2 separate regions of the Homo sapiens genome follow, and region 2 is linked to region 1. Evidence: chromatin loops called from intact Hi-C (ENCODE). Cell type or tissue: GM12878. All regions are shown on one strand. Links, peaks and the distances in the headings refer to the core of each region. The heading gives the core; the rest is flanking DNA. Region 1 holds the start of LOC107984010 (a long non-coding RNA gene). Region 2 holds the start of LOC105374297 (a long non-coding RNA gene).

Evidence for each region. A loop is a pair of places that touch in the nucleus more often than their neighbours do. Peaks named below come from ENCODE experiments on the same cell type or tissue, not always from the same donor. Only the 100,000 strongest peaks of a DNase experiment are listed, where the experiment ranks them.
Region 2: a loop joins it to region 1, with 11 times the contacts of the local background. A loop is called at or near these places in 12 of 110 quality-filtered maps.

The regions. Positions count from the first base shown.
Region 1 is chr3:195,846,676-195,855,004 of GRCh38, forward strand. The region is part of intron 1 of LINC01983 (long intergenic non-protein coding RNA 1983); the gene reads right to left. LOC107984010 (a long non-coding RNA gene) reads right to left here and starts at 435. Exons shown (of 2, transcript XR_924880.3): 1 at 362-435. RefSeq lists an enhancer at 4,148-4,648. In GM12878, for the core only: a CTCF peak has its summit at 4,376 (motif pointing left); a DNase peak (open chromatin) is centred at 4,356.
Region 2 is chr3:195,649,093-195,657,421 of GRCh38, forward strand. It overlaps LOC105374297 (a long non-coding RNA gene), which reads right to left and starts at 3,067. Exons shown (of 3, transcript NR_136186.1): 1 at 2,868-3,067; 2 at 79-301. It also overlaps the pseudogene LOC100288016. In GM12878, for the core only: no CTCF peak of the experiment used is centred there; no DNase peak of the experiment used is centred there; H3K4me3 peaks cover 252 bases.

The DNA.
Region 1 (8,329 bases), core at 253-8,252:
CATGTTTTCGAAGGAGGAATCGTATCAGAAGCTGAAGGCAGCTCACATCACAACTTGTTTGCAGGGATTTTGTCGCATCTTTCAGTAAAATTAGCAAAAGTGTGACAGCAGTTATAGAGATGTCTGCTGAGGCTGGAAAAATAGCCAGTGGGTGACTCTGCCTCCCCAGTGAGGCTGTGGGACGAGACCTCCCAGGCTAGGCTGCAACTAAACGGCAGAACCGAATGACAGAGAGTGGCAAAAAAATCATTAAGCAGTTTTAGATCAAAACATCTTCCCACTGGGCAAGTATATAATTTTCCCCACCAAGATCACCAAGATCAGACAAGGGGGCCGGGTGCGGTGGCTCATGAGTACTTACCGTGTACCTGTTACTTGCCAGGCTGTGGGTACAGGAGATAAACCTGGTCTCTGCCCTCATGGAGCTTCCTGTCTAGTGGGAAATCTTTCCCCAGCTGTCTGGTGTCCACTCCCTCTGCCTGCCCACTTCTGACCCTTGCCCTCTTCCTCCCCCGCCCTGGGCCTCGCTCCTCTCTTGGCACCTATGGGCAGAGAAAGAGGTTGCCCAGGTTATCAGCCACACCCCTTTGGGCTCCGTTTCCATTTCGGAGTGTGGCCTGGTCTCTGCTCTCCCCAGGGAGGTTTTGTGCATTAGTCACTCGGCTTGCGGAACATGGGTCAGCAGAGATGATGGGGTCACCAGGAGGACAAGGCTGCAGAGCAAGGACTTGCCCCAGAGTCTCACCGCCTCTGGGCCCCTCTGGAATGACCACGGCCAAGCCTGTCCTGGGGAGAAAAGAAGGCACAGGCCGGTGATGGGTCTAGCTGGGGCTGGCGCTAGGTGCGGGGCCCCACCGGTGACATGCCTGATCTGTCCACACGCCCGGAGGAGGGCAGTCCCGGCTGTCCTGGGCTGGCCTGCGCTGCCCCCTTCCCTCCTTTCCAGCCTGTCACAAACCCTGGCACTTCCTGCTTGGTGCCTCGGTTCAGGCCTGGGTCTTGCTCCCTGGGACCAAGGAGGGGCTTCCTCCCTGATCACCCCCGCCCCGGACACCACACCTTCGGTTCACCCTGTGCCCACCTCTGCAGACTCCCAGGAGCAGCCCTGCACAGCGCCTCCCCCACCTCCAAGCCGGACCAGGCCACACCCTCCCCAGTGCTTCTCCTGCTCATCCATGGACAACGCTACAGGCCACCGAGTTGGCCCCCACACCCTTCCTGGGGGTGGGGGTATCTTTATGAAAATGGAGGGGAAATAGAGATGCTCTCAGCATAACAGTGCACCAGAGTCGTGAGGCCACCAATGATGGCAAAAGAAAGGTGCGCTGGTTTTGTGGCTGTGCCTTTCCGAGGGCCATTTTCTTTCACCCTCTCCCCTCCTCCATGGCTCCTAAAGTCTTCTCGTCTGCTCCAGGAAGAGGAAGATTGGACGGAGCCAAGGTCCTGGGTGGATAGAAGGGCCTCCAGGACCCCCTGGATGTGGAGGAGGGAGGGAAAAGCTAGGGTAGAGCAGAAAGAATCCCCAGTGTCCCCATCCTGGGCGAAGGCGGCTCTGAACATGTAAATATTTGATGGATTTACAAGAAAGATTTCCTTCTGGAATAGACTGTATCTTTACACTCTTTCAGATAACATGGGAATAGTTGAAGAGTCCTAATGTTACAAGGAAGGGGTCTCGATCTAGATCCCAAGAGAGGGTTCTTGGATCTTGTGCAAGAAATAATTCAGGGTGTGTCTGTAAAGTGAAAGCAAGTTTATTTTTTTGTTTGTTTGTTTTTATTTCGAGACAGAGTCGCTCTGTCACCCAGGCTGGAGTGCAGTGGCATGATCTCGGTTCACTGCAACCTCCGGCTCCCAGGTTCAAGCCATTCACCTGCCTCAGCCTCCCGAGTAGCTGGGATTACAGGCGCCCGCACCACGCCTGGCTAATTTTTGTATTTTTAGTAGAGACAGGGTTTCACCATGTTGGCCAGGCTGGTCTCGAACTCTTGACCTCATGATCCACCACCCGCCCCAGCCCCTGGCCTCTCAAAGTGCTGGGATGACAGGCGTGAGCCACCATGCCCGGCCCGAAAGCAAGTTTATTAAGAAAGTAGAGGAATAAAAGAACAGCTGCACCACAGATGGAGGCCTGAGGGCTGCTTTGCCCATTTTTATGGCTCTCTCTTGCTGATATGCTAAACAAGGGGTGGATTATCCATGCCTCCCCTTGCTAGACCATGTAGGGGAACTTCCTGATGTTGCCATGGCATTTGTAAACTGTCATGGTGCTGGTGGGCGTGTAGCCATGAGGACGCCCAGAGGTCACTCTCATGGCCATCTTGGTTTTGGTGGGATTGAGCCGGTTTCTTTACTGCACCCTGTTTTATCAGCAAGGTCTTTATGACCTGTATCTTGTGCCAACCTCCTATCTCATCCTGTGACTTAGAATGCCTTCACCATCTGGGAATGCAGCCCAGTAGGTTTCGGCCTCATGTTACCCAGCTCCCATTCAAGATGCAGTCGCTCTGGTTCACACGCCTCTGACACGAATAACAACAGCTAAGGATGATCGAGTCTCTACCGCATGCCAAGCACTTAGCATTGTGACCACTCTTTGTGGCAAATTCTTTTGATGTCTATGATACGGAAGAGAAAACCAAGGCTCGAGAAGGGTGAGAAAGTTGTTCGCGATCCTACACCCAGGCGGGAGTGGGGTATGCCCAGGCGGTCTTGACGAAAGCCCACGTTCCTAGCCATGACACTGGTGAGGTGGCCACGAAGAGGAAGGGACCTCCCATCACTCCGAGGCCCAGCTGCAGCCCTTGGAAGGCTGCACACCTGAGCGTGGTGTGCGCTGAGGCCGGGCCTCCCGGGGCAGCCCCAGGCAGCGGCTGGCTGCGGCAGGGGTGGGAGGGCAGGGGTAGGAAGGCACACGGCGGGTCTGGGGCGCTCCCTCCCTCGTTCCTTCACGCAGGTGCAGACTTGCATGGCCGTCTGAAGGCTCTCCCAGCTCCTCTGGCTGCCTCCTTATTTTCTCTCACACAGTCACCTCCCCTAATAGAACCCTGGGGAGTTTAATCCCCATCTCACGACTGCTTCCCGGAGGAGCCGGACGCACACTTGGCTGTGGATTTGTTCTCCAGCCACGCTCAGCTCCAGCCGGGACCGACGCGCTGAAGCCGCAGGGCCGGGTGCCGCCGGCAGGGGGCGCGCGCAGACAGGGAGGCCCCACCCCGGCCCGCGGAGGACGCGCTCCCCTCCCAGCGCAGCCCCGGCCTCAGCGCCTCGGTCCGCTCCGCCTGCACCTGCCAAGCCCGGCGTGCTGCAAAGCCTCGCTCAAGCTCACGTTAATTCCAAGTGAAGCTCAGGGGCTCTCAGTCCTGGGTGCTCATGACAACTCCGTGGAGAGCTTTTTAAAACTTATGGGCCACCGCCTGGCTCGGTGGCTCACGCCTGTAATCCTAGCACTTTGGGAGGCTGAGGCAGGTGGATCACCTGAGGTCAGGAGTTCGAGACCCGCCTGGCCAACATGGCAAAACCCCCGTCTCTACTAAAAATACGAAAAGTAGCCAGGTGTGGTGGCAGGCACCTGTAATCCCAGCTACTGGGGAGGCTGAGGCAGGAGAATCACTTGAACTTGGGAGGCGCAGGTTGCAGTGGAGCTGAGATCGTGCCATTTCACTCAGCCTGGGCAACAAAGCAAGACTCCGTCTCAAAAATAAAAATAAAAAATAGGCCAGCCACGGTGGCACATACCTGTAATCCCAGCACTTTGGGAGGCCGAAATGGGCGGATCACGAGGTCAGGAGTTCGAGACCAGCCTGGCCAACATAGTGAAACTACTCTATTAAAAAATGCAAAAAATTAGCCGGGTGTGGTGGCAGGCGCCTGTAATCCTAGCTACTCAGGAGGCTGAGGCAGGAGAATCACTTGAACCGCGGGAGACAGAGGTTGCAGTGAGCTGAGATTGCACCATTGCACTCCAGTCCGAGCAATAGTGCGAGATTCCATCTAGAAAATATAAATAAATAAAAATAAAAATAAATAAATAAATAAATAAACCTGGCCACGGCCTAGGGACCGTGCAACTCTTGATCACCTACAAACACCTGGAAAGCACACGTTGTGGCAAACATGGGCTTTGGTGACAGGAAGACCTGGGTCCAGATCTTGCTTGCTACCTGCTTACTAGCTGTGTGACCCTGGACAAACTGCTGAACTTCTCTGAACTTGGTTTTCTTAGCTAAAGAGAGAGAATATAAGACTTCTTATGCTTGTCAGGAGGATTCGTGTAATACCATGTCAAGTTCCAAGCACAGGGTTCTCTCTGGTGGACCAGTCGTTCTCAGCGAGGACAGTGATGACCCCTAGTGGACAGTGTGGGAAGTTCTGGGAGTGTTTCAACGAGGACAGTGATGTCCCCTAGTGGACAGTGTGGGAAGCTCTGGGGGTGTTTTCAGTTGTCACCGAGCCAAGGGCTACCGGCGCGAAGGGCCCGGCCTCCTGCAATGCGTGGGGCAGTGATGCGCCATGAGGAAATGTCACGGATCCTACGTGACAAAATAGTCTTGCGAACAATTTTAAGACAAACTGAATTTTCCGGGAATGCAACTACTGTGTAAGTTGAGAAAGTTTCATAACGTGTTTTGTTCGGCACTTTACCAACAGTTGTTCACCGACGTGGAAATCTTATCACTGGCGGCACCTGCCGCGTGTGGTATCTGAGTGGCCGTGACTCGTGCGTCCGCCCTCGTGTGTCACACAGTCACTTAGGCACAAGCATCTGACCCTTGTAACATCTTAGAGAAACGCTTCTCACGCGCCAGTGCACACAAATGCCTGCGGAACTTGTCAAAGTGCAGTCTCCTGTCCAGTTGGTCTGAGGGGGGACCTGAGAAACTCATGCTATGAGGTCCTAGTGTAGTCACGCCTAAGTGTGTGTGCAGAGAACACATTTATTATAAACTACGCTTCTCTTATCTCTCCTTTTTTTTTCTTTTTTTTGAGTCTTGCTCTGCCACCCAGGCTGGAGTGCAATGGAGTGATCTCGGTTCACTGCAACCTCTGCCTCCCAGGTTCAAGTGATTCTCCAGCCTCCCAAGTAGCTGGGATTACAGGCATGCGCCATCATGCTGGGCTAATTTTTGTATTTTTAGTAGAGACGAGGTTTCACCATGTCAGCCAGACTGGTCTCAAACGCCTGACCTCAAGTGATGTGCCCGCCTCAGCCTCCCAAAGTGCTGGGATTACAGGCGTGAGCCACGACACCCAGCCTCTTATCTCTTGTACAACACTTAGGGCATCATCTTGGGTCGAGTTCCCCAGGAAACACTCTGAGAGGGAGATTTGTGTGCCTGTGAGGGGCAGATAATACAGGATCGGGCAGAGGGAGAAGTGGAGCTGTGATATAGTCATAGCAGAGGATGCAGCTGGTCCCTCAGGGCTTAGGCCTGGGGTGGCCTTCAGAGATGTCCCAAATTGATGCCGGAGTGGAGACTCGACCGGTCACTGGATGTGTGCTTCCCCTCCCCCCAGGGACAAAAATGTGGCTCTCTTGGGCCTCAGCTGTGAGCTGTGAGCAGCCGACACTCCTGCAGCTGGAGGAAGGGTCTTGGTCCTGGATGACTGGTGTGGGTGGCAAACCCCAAATCTGCGATCAACAGTACGCTGATGTTTAAACATGGTATGTGGACAGATTACATTACCTTTGGAATTTAATTTCAGTATAGTAAGGCAAACCCCGAATCTGTGACTGACAGTAGGCTGATGTTTAAACACGGTATGTGGACAGATTATATTACCTTTGGAATTTCATTTCAGTAAAGTAAAGGTGTTGCAAAATATTTGTCCTAGAAAGGGAACACTGAGTTTCGTAGGTTTACAGCCTCTGTACAGGGTAAATGGCAGAGGCTCCTATTACCAGAAATGATAGTTCACCAAGCTCAGCAAATACCTACTGAGTGCCTACCATGTGCCAGGCGCTGTTTTAGGCACTTGGAGATACATCGATGAACAAAGCAATGAAGGCCTGTCCTCACTGGAGCTTACATTCCAGCAGGTGACAAGGGGTTACAGGCTGTGATCACAGTTTTCAGTTTCAGGCCCACATCTGCCCTCTGGATGACCCACAAGGCATCCCATAGTTGGCATCAGTCAATGGGTACCTAGTTTACAGCAAACCCACCACAACAGCTGGACAGGCACAGAGAACTCTTCTCTCTGACCAGAGGATCTGTGCTTCCAAAAGTATGGAGGAAATTCCCATTGGCTTTTTTTTCTCGTTCCATCTTCTCTTTGTTTGGCCGCAGAGGCAGCTGCAGTCTCAGGAAGTGTGTGGTGAAGCAGGGAAGCTAAAGCCCAGGCCTTCAAGCCAAAGAGCCAGAAAGGGTGGGGGAATAAGGGTGGGGTGGGGTGGCCCCAAAGCCAGAAAGTGTCACAGAGACTGAAGAGAAGGAGGTGCTCAGGGCAGGAATCCCATAAAGCTGGATCCAAGCTCCTGGGCCCATCCCTCGACGGCACAGGCATGGACCGTAAATATCCCTCGACGGCGCAGGCGCGGGCCGTAAGTATCCCTCGACGGCGCAGGCGCGGACCGTAAATTGCACACCGAAGGCCCTGAGAACTGAACCGTGGGTAGATTATCACCCCGGTCCCAGACTGGCCACTGGTTTGTGCACGTGTGGGGCAGATCCCAACCACAAAATACAGAGACTTGAAAACTGACATTGGAGCTGCCCTCGCTGGAACTTGGGGTCTCAGCCTAAGTCAACTACCTGCTAAAACCAACCTGCTGACAAACAAAAATAACATTCTCTGCAGGCTTTAAACAAGACCCAGAATCTCATAACTTCATCTTCACAGAGTCTAAGATACAATCCAAAACTACTCAACGTACAAAGAACCACAGAACTCTCACATCTCACAAGGAGAAAGACAAGCAACTGAGGCCAATCCCAAGATGAGGCAGGTGTTGGAATATCACAGACGTTAAGCAGCTGTTATAACCATGCTCCAAGGAGTAAGAACAAACACTACTGAAGTGAACAAAAAGATACATCATCTTGGCAGATACATGAAATATTAAAAAGAAATATGAAAATTTTAGAACTGAAAAATACAACAACCCAAATAGAAAATTCGCCTGAGAGGCACAAGATGAGAATGGGCCACAGGCCATGGACCTCCACAGGCAGCCCCGAGGCCTCCTCGGGTTTGGAGGACGTGGGTGGAGGGCACTGAGACCAGCACCAAAACAAGTGGCTTTGGTCCCAGAACCCTTGATGCTGCTGCCACTCAGGCCACCCATGTCCAAATCTGCCCAGTCCTGCCTGGCTCACAGTCTGGCTGTGCCTGCCTCCCCTCACCTCCACCCCTGCCCCACAACCATTACGCATTTCCTCAACTGCCTCCTCTATGAGCCCCTCCCACCCAGATGCAAGCTCCCACCGGGAGGGGACTGGTGGTTTCTCTCTTACTGTCATCACGACGCTCTGCATACAGCAAGAGGCACAAGAGGAGGTCTGGCAAAAGGAGGACGCACCTCCAACTTGGTCTGCAGGGAAGAAGCAAAAGTGAACAGGAAATAAGGTCTCGCAGCTGGAAGTTCTGACGCTTTGAATTCCTCACAATTTCTCAACCCCATTTCAAGACGAGGAAACTGATGCCATTGAGAGATTAAAAGGCTAGAATGGGCGGGCGCGGCGGCTCACGCCTGGAATCCCAGCACTTTGGGAGGCCGAGGCGGGTGGGTCACTTGAGGTCAGGAGTTTAAGAACAGCCTGGCCAACATGGAGAAACCCCGTCTCTACTAAAAATACAAAATTAGCCGGGCGTGGTGGCATATCCCTGTAATCCCAGCTACTTGGGAGGCTGAGGCAGGAGAATCGCCTGAACCCGGGAGGCAGAGGTTGCCGTGAGCTGAGATCGTGCCATTGCACTCCAGCCTGGGCAACAAGAGTGAAACTCCATCTCAAAAAATAAAATAAAATAAAATAAAAGGCTAGAATGAAGTTGCACACAAGTAGCAGAGCTGGGGCCCAACCCAGGGCCTTTAGCAAGGGAAGATGACAGAGCAAAGAAAAGAGGCACAGACAGCAGAGGCAGCTCTGGGAAGGGCCAAAGCATCAGCCTCCGCCGTCGGCCTTCTCCTTCCTGGGACAGAACGCCAGAGCTGGGAGGGGCCCGATCTCCTCCTTTACGGTCTGTGAAACTCAGGCCCAGGGAAAACAGGGGCCTGCCTAAGGTCACACAACCAGTGGCAGAAATACCTGCTTTCCTGAACTGTCTATATTTAAGTAAAACTAAGTACAATAAGGCTTTTAGAAGCTTCATCAGGATTTCATTTTTA
Region 2 (8,329 bases), core at 236-8,235, 200 kb before region 1:
CCTACAGCTGGAGACCCGGGGAGGAGCTGACATTCCCTTTCGAGGGCTGTGCAGGTGGAGACCTGGGGAGGAACTGATGTTGTTCTAATTTGAGTGTGGTGCAGCTGGAGATCCAGGGATGAGATGGCCCTGCGGTTCAAATATGAGGGTCCCGGAGCTGGACTCTACGTGAGGAACCAATGCTGCCTCTGATGTCTTAGGTTGTGGAGCTGGAAACTCGCGGAGGAGCTGGTATTGGTGTTTCTAGTTGAGGGTCGTGGTATTTCCAGGGTTTCACAGAGGCCAGATTTTATTTCAGTTACTCAGAAGAGAAAGAAAATGTCTTCTGAAAGAGGTGAACTCAGTCATTACCAATAGAAAAAGTATCCACTGTATTTATCTCTTATACAAACAGAAAAATATAACATTTTCCCCCTTAGAATATATATATATATATATATATATATATATATATATATATATATATATATATAAAACTTAAGGTTCTATTGTATGTATCCGAACAATAAAATCTGGAAACCAGCATGAAACTCTATTATTCACATGTTAAAATGTTGAAACTATGACCAAAATATGAAAACTGCTGGAGCTATCAGAAAGACACAAGACAAAAAGCTTCTTGCATATGTATAAACTAAATGTGATAATCTCAAAAAACTGTTCAAAATTATAATTACTTTCCAGTTTAAAAACTTTAATCCTAAATTAAAAAAAAAAATCTATACACAAACCACTGATTTGCCCAGACCAAAGAAAGAAAGAAAGAAAGAAAAGAAAGAAAGAAAGAAAGAAAGAAAGAAAGAAAGAAAGAAAGAAAGAAAGAAAGAAAGAAAGAAAGAAAAAGAAATCAGCGGTAAGGTAAGCAGGACCCAGAGGAGCTGATATTCACAGTTCTTACATGGACAACTCTTTCAGGAATTATCCATAAAGTACTTTATTTTACAACCTGCTTTTCTTATAAAACTAAAGGTGCACTTTTTTACATAAAAGTTTTATACAGTGTTAAAACCAGAACTGTGTGTAAAATACTGCATGTAAATGTTTCTAAATAGTCTTGTTCCAGTGGTTCATCGGTGACTTCTGTGGCTTCGTCATCATTATCCATGGATGATTCTGAAAGAATCTCTCCAGTTTTACTGGAATTGGATCCTACTAATTCTTCTGTTTCACGGCAGTCAGAAGAACCACTACTTTCAGGGCCTTCGTTTTCACTACCTTCAGAATGTAGTAAATCTTTCTCAGCTTGAGACACATCAGATTCCTCCATTTCATTATTTTCCTCAGAAGTCTCTTCATTCACAGTTGAGGCATCATCAGATTCTTTTTCTTGGTTTTTTCTTTCTGGGACCATTTCTCTTGATGTCATAAAAGACTCTAAAAATAAGCAAATGTTGTTGTACTTAAATTTTATATTCAAAATACCTCCACAGTTAAGTTTCGTGAATTCTGATGTTCTGTAGTTCAAATCACATCCCCTGAAATTCAGCAGCAACTGCATACAGGTGGGAGAAAAGCCCAGCGTCGACATTACAAGGAGTTCCATGATGTACAATTCTTTCACAAAAACAATGAATGCAAGAATTTGAGGATCTCCTTACTCCTCCCTTTTACAGATGGTCTCTCAATCCCTTCTTCTTCCTCTTCATCTTCATCTTCTTCTGAACGCGCTGCCGGGTACCATGGCTTTTTTTGTCTTTATCATGAGATGAAGGTGATGCTTCTGTTTCTTCTACCATAACTGAAGAAATTTCGCTGCAAGTCGCTTGACTGGCTATTTCTCCGACTTCGCCTTTTTTGTCAAACCTGAGTCTTTTTACCTCATGCCCCTCAGCTTCCACAGCATCTTCATCTGGATGTTTATTTCTCAAAGGGCTCACTGAGGAAACTTCTGATTCAGATGTCGAAGAGTCACTGAGTTTTCTCTTCATTTTGCTGCAAATTTGCCTCTTTGCTGTCTGTGCTCTCAGGCCACCCATTTGTTGTCATGGGGGCTGACAGAGAAACCTTTGGTCGATTACGTGGCCTGGGTGTCCCAGGCCCATTTATATTAGACCTCTCAGTATAGCTTGGTGCATTTCCAGGAAACATCACACCATTCATTCGATTTAAACTATTGGAATTGTTTTTCTCTGAAGAAGGATAAACACAGCTAACAACCATCACGTTCTTTTCTACTCCTCTGAGAAATTTGTCTGTTCCTGTATAGTTTCTCCTCGGATCTGTTAACAATTCACATAATCGCTGAATAGTAAAAGGGATACGGTTAAATCCAGTGACAGTTTTTCAGTATTCTTCCCTTTGTTTCATCACAGGGAATATATTCGACATTAGGGTTGGGAGGACCTCTTGGCGCAGGAGCTGAAGTTCTGAAATCATCCATCACTTTCTCCAGTTTGAAAATAAAATAGCCTTTAAATTGGGACCACGGAATCTGTTTCTCCAGTCTTGGCTACATGACAAAAGGAACTGATCCAGGACAGGACAGACTTTCTTTTTTGCCTCTTCTCAAAATCTTCCAGCGCCTCCTGGAGCCTGTCGACGTCCATGGCTTCCCGGAGTCCCTCACAGCCTCCGCCTCCCTCCGCGGGTCTCTTGGGGACCGGAACGCCTCCCCCCACCCCCCGACGTCCTCCCACTCCCTCGCACACCCTCCAGCACGCAGGCCAAGTGGGGTGGGGGGGAACGAAGGGAGCCGGGGAAGCGTGTGAGAGAGTGAGACCGACAGAGTGAGCACCTCCCCAAGCCGCTACCACCAGCCCTCCAACATGGCGCCTGGCACATCACCCTAAAAAGTCATTTCTTGGAGAAGCGATGGATGACAGAGATTAATCTGAGAGTTACTATTAATGGAGAAACTTAGAACTTACCATTTTTCCTGTGAGGTTTCGGTGCTGATACTTCTATTCTGTGAGTTCTGGCAATTGTGTCCGTTCACCCAGCCTGGTGATGCAGCAGGTGTCACAGAAGGACCCTGTCCCAGCTGGTCCTGCTCCACTGCTAGGATGGTGTGGCCTCTGATCTGTGACCGTGTCTTGAGGGGAGACCAGGCCCTTGATCACAAGCGTATCCATGGTGAGGTTCCGTGGATGGAAGCTCATGGATGTTCCTTCCTGATGTTCATCTGCCACCATGCTATTGAATGCATCTTGTTTATAACTGTCTTCTAAATATTGAATAGAAATAAAGCGTTTTTACAGTATGGGTAAGGTATAAAGAATATTGACACATTGGACACAGAGGACCTCCACCAAGTTTAGGGAGTAGAATCTGAAGAGACATAGCTTTGGATGCTCCCTGGAGGCCCTGCCTGAGTCCCAGTCCCTTCCCTTCTCCTACGGAGGGAATCACTTCCTGCTTTAGTCTTTATTATTTGCACACTTTCCTTCATAGTATGTTTCTTTCACCGTGTGTGTACATCCCTAAAAGATATGCCATTTAGTTTTTGAACTTTCTGTTTTCTTTTTGAGGCAGGGTCTTGCTCTGTTGCCTCGGCTGTAGTTTTGAACTTTGACGTGAGGGAATTCTCCTGCGTGGCTGCTCCTGCACTGCATGGCTCTGAGCACCTGCTCTGTGTCTATTTTTGTCCTCCATTCTCTCCCTGAGACCCACCCACACTGACATGGCTCATTTTCATTGCTGCATGGTCTCCCGTCGTCTGAGGGGAGCATGGGAAATGTCTTCATCTTCCCGTGGATGAGTGTTTGGCCAGGTTGGGGCCCTTAGGACTGTGTTTTGTTGGGAACGTTCTTGGGCATTTCTTTTGTACACAAGCGCAAGTTTCTTCTGGTCAGTAGCTTTCAAATTTTAAAATTTCATCCCAGGTAAAAATGTAATTTTCCTCATAACCCACAACACACACACTTTCATATACAAGCATAGCAGAAATATACTTCACAAGCGTTAGCAGTGCCTGGTGTTCCTGCTTCTCTCCATTCTCCCCAACGCTGGCATGGATTGGGTTGTGGGATTTTTGCCCGTCTGGTGGTTGTCACGTGATATCTCCCCCTGTTAGGCTGAGCCCCTCTTCATGTTTTCATTAGCCATTCCTCCACATTTCCTCTTCTGTGGAGGGCCGGTTCAGCTCTTTTGCCCAGTTTCTGTTAAGTTGTTTGAATTTTTGCACTTTTCCTTTATTATTCCTATTACTATGTTTTTGAGACAATATCACTCTGCCACCCAGGCTGGAGTGCAGTGGCGCGATCTCAGCTCACTGCAACCTCCATCTTCTGGGTTCAAATGATTCTCCTGCCTCAGCCTCCCAAGTGGCTGGGATTACAGGCACGCACCACCACGCCCAACTAATTTTTATATGTTTACTACAGATGGGGTTTCACCATGTTGTCCAGGCTGGTCTGAAACTCCTGACCTCAGGTGATTCTCCCACCTCAGCCTCCCAAAGTGCTGGGATTATGTGGGTGGCAAGCCACCCAGGCACCGAGGCAAGAGACAGAGGACACGAGCTGTTCCAGTATAATAAAATATAAAACAAGAATAGTTATACCAGATATAGATCTTAGATATGATTATATATGAATATCATTAATCATTAGTTTGTAGCAATTACTTTTTATTCCAATATTATGATAATCCTTGCTCTATAATCGTAGCCTAGGAAAAACCAGGCCATACAGAGATAGGAGCTGAGGGGACATAGTGAGGTGTGACCAGAAGACAAGAGTGCGAGCCTTCTGTTATGCCCGGACCGGGCCACCAGAGGGCTCCTTGGTCTAGCGGTGATGCCAGCGTCTGGGAAGATGCCTGTTACCAGGCGGATAGCAAAAGGTGTCAAGGAACAACACCCGATACTTAGCAGACCGGGAAAGGGCGGGGAGGGGGGGGGGTCTCCCTTTCCCCGGGGGAGTTTAGAGAAGACTCTGCTCCTCCACCTCTTGTGGAGGGCCTGACATCAGTCAGGCTCGCCTGCAGTTATCCGGAGGCCTAACCGTCTCCCTGTGATGCTGTGCTTCAGTGGTCACGCTCCTAGTCCGCCTTCATGTTTCATCCTGTACACCTGGCTCTGCCTTCTAGATAGCAGTAGTAAATTAGTAAAAATACTAATAGTCCCTGATATGCGGAAATAATGGCATAAGCTGTCTTTCTCTCTGTCTCCTCTCCCTCTCTGCCTCGGCTGCCAGGCAGGGAAGGGCCCCCTGTCCAGTGGACACGTGACCCACGTGACCTTACCTATCATTGCAGGTGACTCACATTCTTTACCCTGCCCCTTCTGCCTTGTATCCAATAAATAACAGCGCAGCCAGACATTCGGGGCACTACCGTTCTCCGCGCATTGGTGGTAGTGGCCCCCCGGGCCCAGCTGCCCTTTCTCTTATCTCTTTGTCTTGTGTCTTTATTTCTACACTCTCTCGTCGCCGCACACAGGGAGAGACCCACCGACCCTGTGGGGCTGGTCCCTGCAGGGTTATAGGCATGAGCCACCATGCCCGGCCTGCTTTTTTCTTTTTCAAAAGGACTCTTTCTAGATTATACCTATTCATTCCGGTGACTATATGTGGGGCAAAGATGGGTTTGAATCCACCAGGATAAACGTGCCGGATCTCCTCTCTGATGGAAGAAGAGACAGGGATAGAAGGGTGCAGAGAATCAGAGCCAAGAGGAGGCCGAGTCAGGCGGGGGTTGCAGGCTGCTGTGAGGACTTGGCTGCTTCTCTGAGTCTGGTGGGATTAGCAGGGGATTTAAACAGAGGAACCGTGGGATCTCCCTTATGCATTTCTGCCATGGTTGGCTCAGCTGAACACACCTCTTGAGCAAGACTTGGTCTTGGACACCCAGAGGCCCTTGGTTGAGGGTTTACCTCCTGGCGTGGCCACTGACACATCCACGTTTGTCTCCCACACGGCTGGGCGGCCCCGAGACCTGCTGTGCGTGCCCTTCTCATTGGTGGCATTTCTCAAGTTTGTCCCCTCTCAAGTCTGCCCCATCCGGAAAACCAAACACCTCTCTCTCCTACATGGAAACCCCCGTCAGCACCTCCTCCTGACTCACAGGGCATCCCGTCAACATCACAGTCCCAACCTTCCCACATGGAGAAGCTCATGGGACCCCCGATGGACCAGGACAGTGCCAGCACTAAGACGTGCCCTGAAACTCACAGGAAGAGCGGACCAAGAAGCCGGGAACAGCACGGGGCACTGGGAGCTGCAAACGCCCACGATACTGTGAGAGACGGAGAAAGGTATGACAGGAGGAGCAGACCAAGAAGACGGGAACAGCACGGCGCACTGGGAGCTGCAAATGCCCACGATACCGTGAGAGATGGAGAAAGGTATGGCCATGGCGGTCACAAAATGTTCCTCAACATTTATTAAAGGCCTAAATGGAGAACATAACGCTATCAAACCCTTAGCTAAAAACACAGGGGAAAATTCGTATGGCCTGGGGTTAGGCGAAAAGTTCTTAGACATGACACCAAAAGCATGATTCATAAGATTGACAAATTAAATTTAGTCATAAATTTAAAATTATAATTCTATAAAGCAATATAAAAATCCAAAGAGAATGAAACATGAACTATGGTCTAGAAATAAACATTTGTGAATCACACGTCTCACAACCTACTGGCACGCAGGATATATGAAGAACCATCAAAACTTAACCATAAGAAAGTAAAAACCCCAGTATTAAAGAGAGGGCCAATATTGGAACGGAGGCCTCATCAAAGAAGGTATAAGGAGGGCATATTGCCCGAGAAAGAGGCTCAACATCATAGAGATGCTGGAGAAATGCCAGTCAGCAGTACCTCTGCAAATCCATTAAAATGGCTAAAAACAGACAAAACCCATGGGCCAACCCAGGTTCTAGTGATGATGCAGAGGAACTGGGACCCTCATAAGCTGCAGTGGGAATGGGAGGGGTCCCGCCATGCTGGAAAGTGGTCCTGGAGTTTCTTACGAAGTTAAGCACATCCTTACCATGTCATCCAGCAACCCCACTGCTGAAATGTCCCCCAAGGGAAAACTTAAACGTGCACACACAAACCTGCACACAAGTGTTTAGGCCTCATTCCTCATTGCCAATAACTGGAAGAAAACAAAATGTCCGTCGGCAGGAGCAGGAGAAGGCGTGAACTAACGCGGATGCTTCCACACAGGGGGCACCAACCAGCAGTGGAAAGATGCACCCAAATGCCCCAGGTCTCCCAGGCTACATGCCCGTTGAAGGAAGCTAGTTTCGGTGGGCACAGGCCAAAGGATGCCAACACATGACATCTTGGAGAAGACAGTGTACCGTGTCGGGGAGCAGGGCAGTGGTTTCGAGGGGCTACGGGTGGAGGGGCGAATGGAGGAGCTCTCTGGGGCGATGGCGTGAGCACCTGCACCTCACTGTGGGCTGCTGCGGCTGAGGGGCTGGTACGGCAAACACTGGCTTCAGTACATGCAGACTGAAGGAGGAAGGCTCCCACAACTCAGAGACAGAGGGTGTCGCCTCCATGAAACAAAAACATATTTTAAAAAAAAACCTCTTAAAATTAAGAAAAAAACCACAAAAAGTATTTCATAAGCGCATTGACTTTGAGTTGACACAATCTACCTGGGAGCATGGAACTGAAACCACAGGCTTGGCAATCCCGGAGGGAGAGGGTGGAGGGTTTAGACCTCAATTGAAGGGCTCAGTACCTGGCTATAGGAAATAACATTTAAAAAGCAGCAGGGTGGAAATAATTTCTGCTGATGAGGTTGCATCTCTCCAGATAGCCGGCAGAGTAAATTAAAGCAATATAGTCTTGCTCTGTTGCCCAGGCTGGAGTGAAGTGGCGCCATCTCCGCTCACTGTAAGCTCCGCGGGAGAATCTCTTGAACCCTGGAGGCAGAGGTTGCGGTGAGCCGAGATCCCGCCATTCCACTCCAGCCTGGGCAACAAGAGCGAAACTCCGTCTCAAACCAAACAAAATTAGGTAACTAACCCAGGACTAAAACAGCGTAACTTTAAAAAAATAAGTCTAGGAGGTATGATGTTCATTCCCTGCAAGCCAATAAAGGTCACGTCTGGGGCATACATCTAAAAAAATAATCCTAAAGAGAAAGTTATGGTCACAAATATGTTCTGTATGGTGTTATTAAGAGCAAAAATGGGAAACAACCCAAATATCAGTAAAATGGGACTGAACCCTTGCAAATTTACTAAAATAAAATTGTTAAACATGATGCACAAGACGAAGATTTTAATAAAGTGAAAAGACAGGAAACATACTTACTAATGATTATTGGTTTATTTTTCATGCCACTTCATTCCACAAAAAGATTTCAGATATCTTAGAAAAAGACACACTAGAAATATTAAAATACTATCTGAACCAGAAGCAGAATCAGGG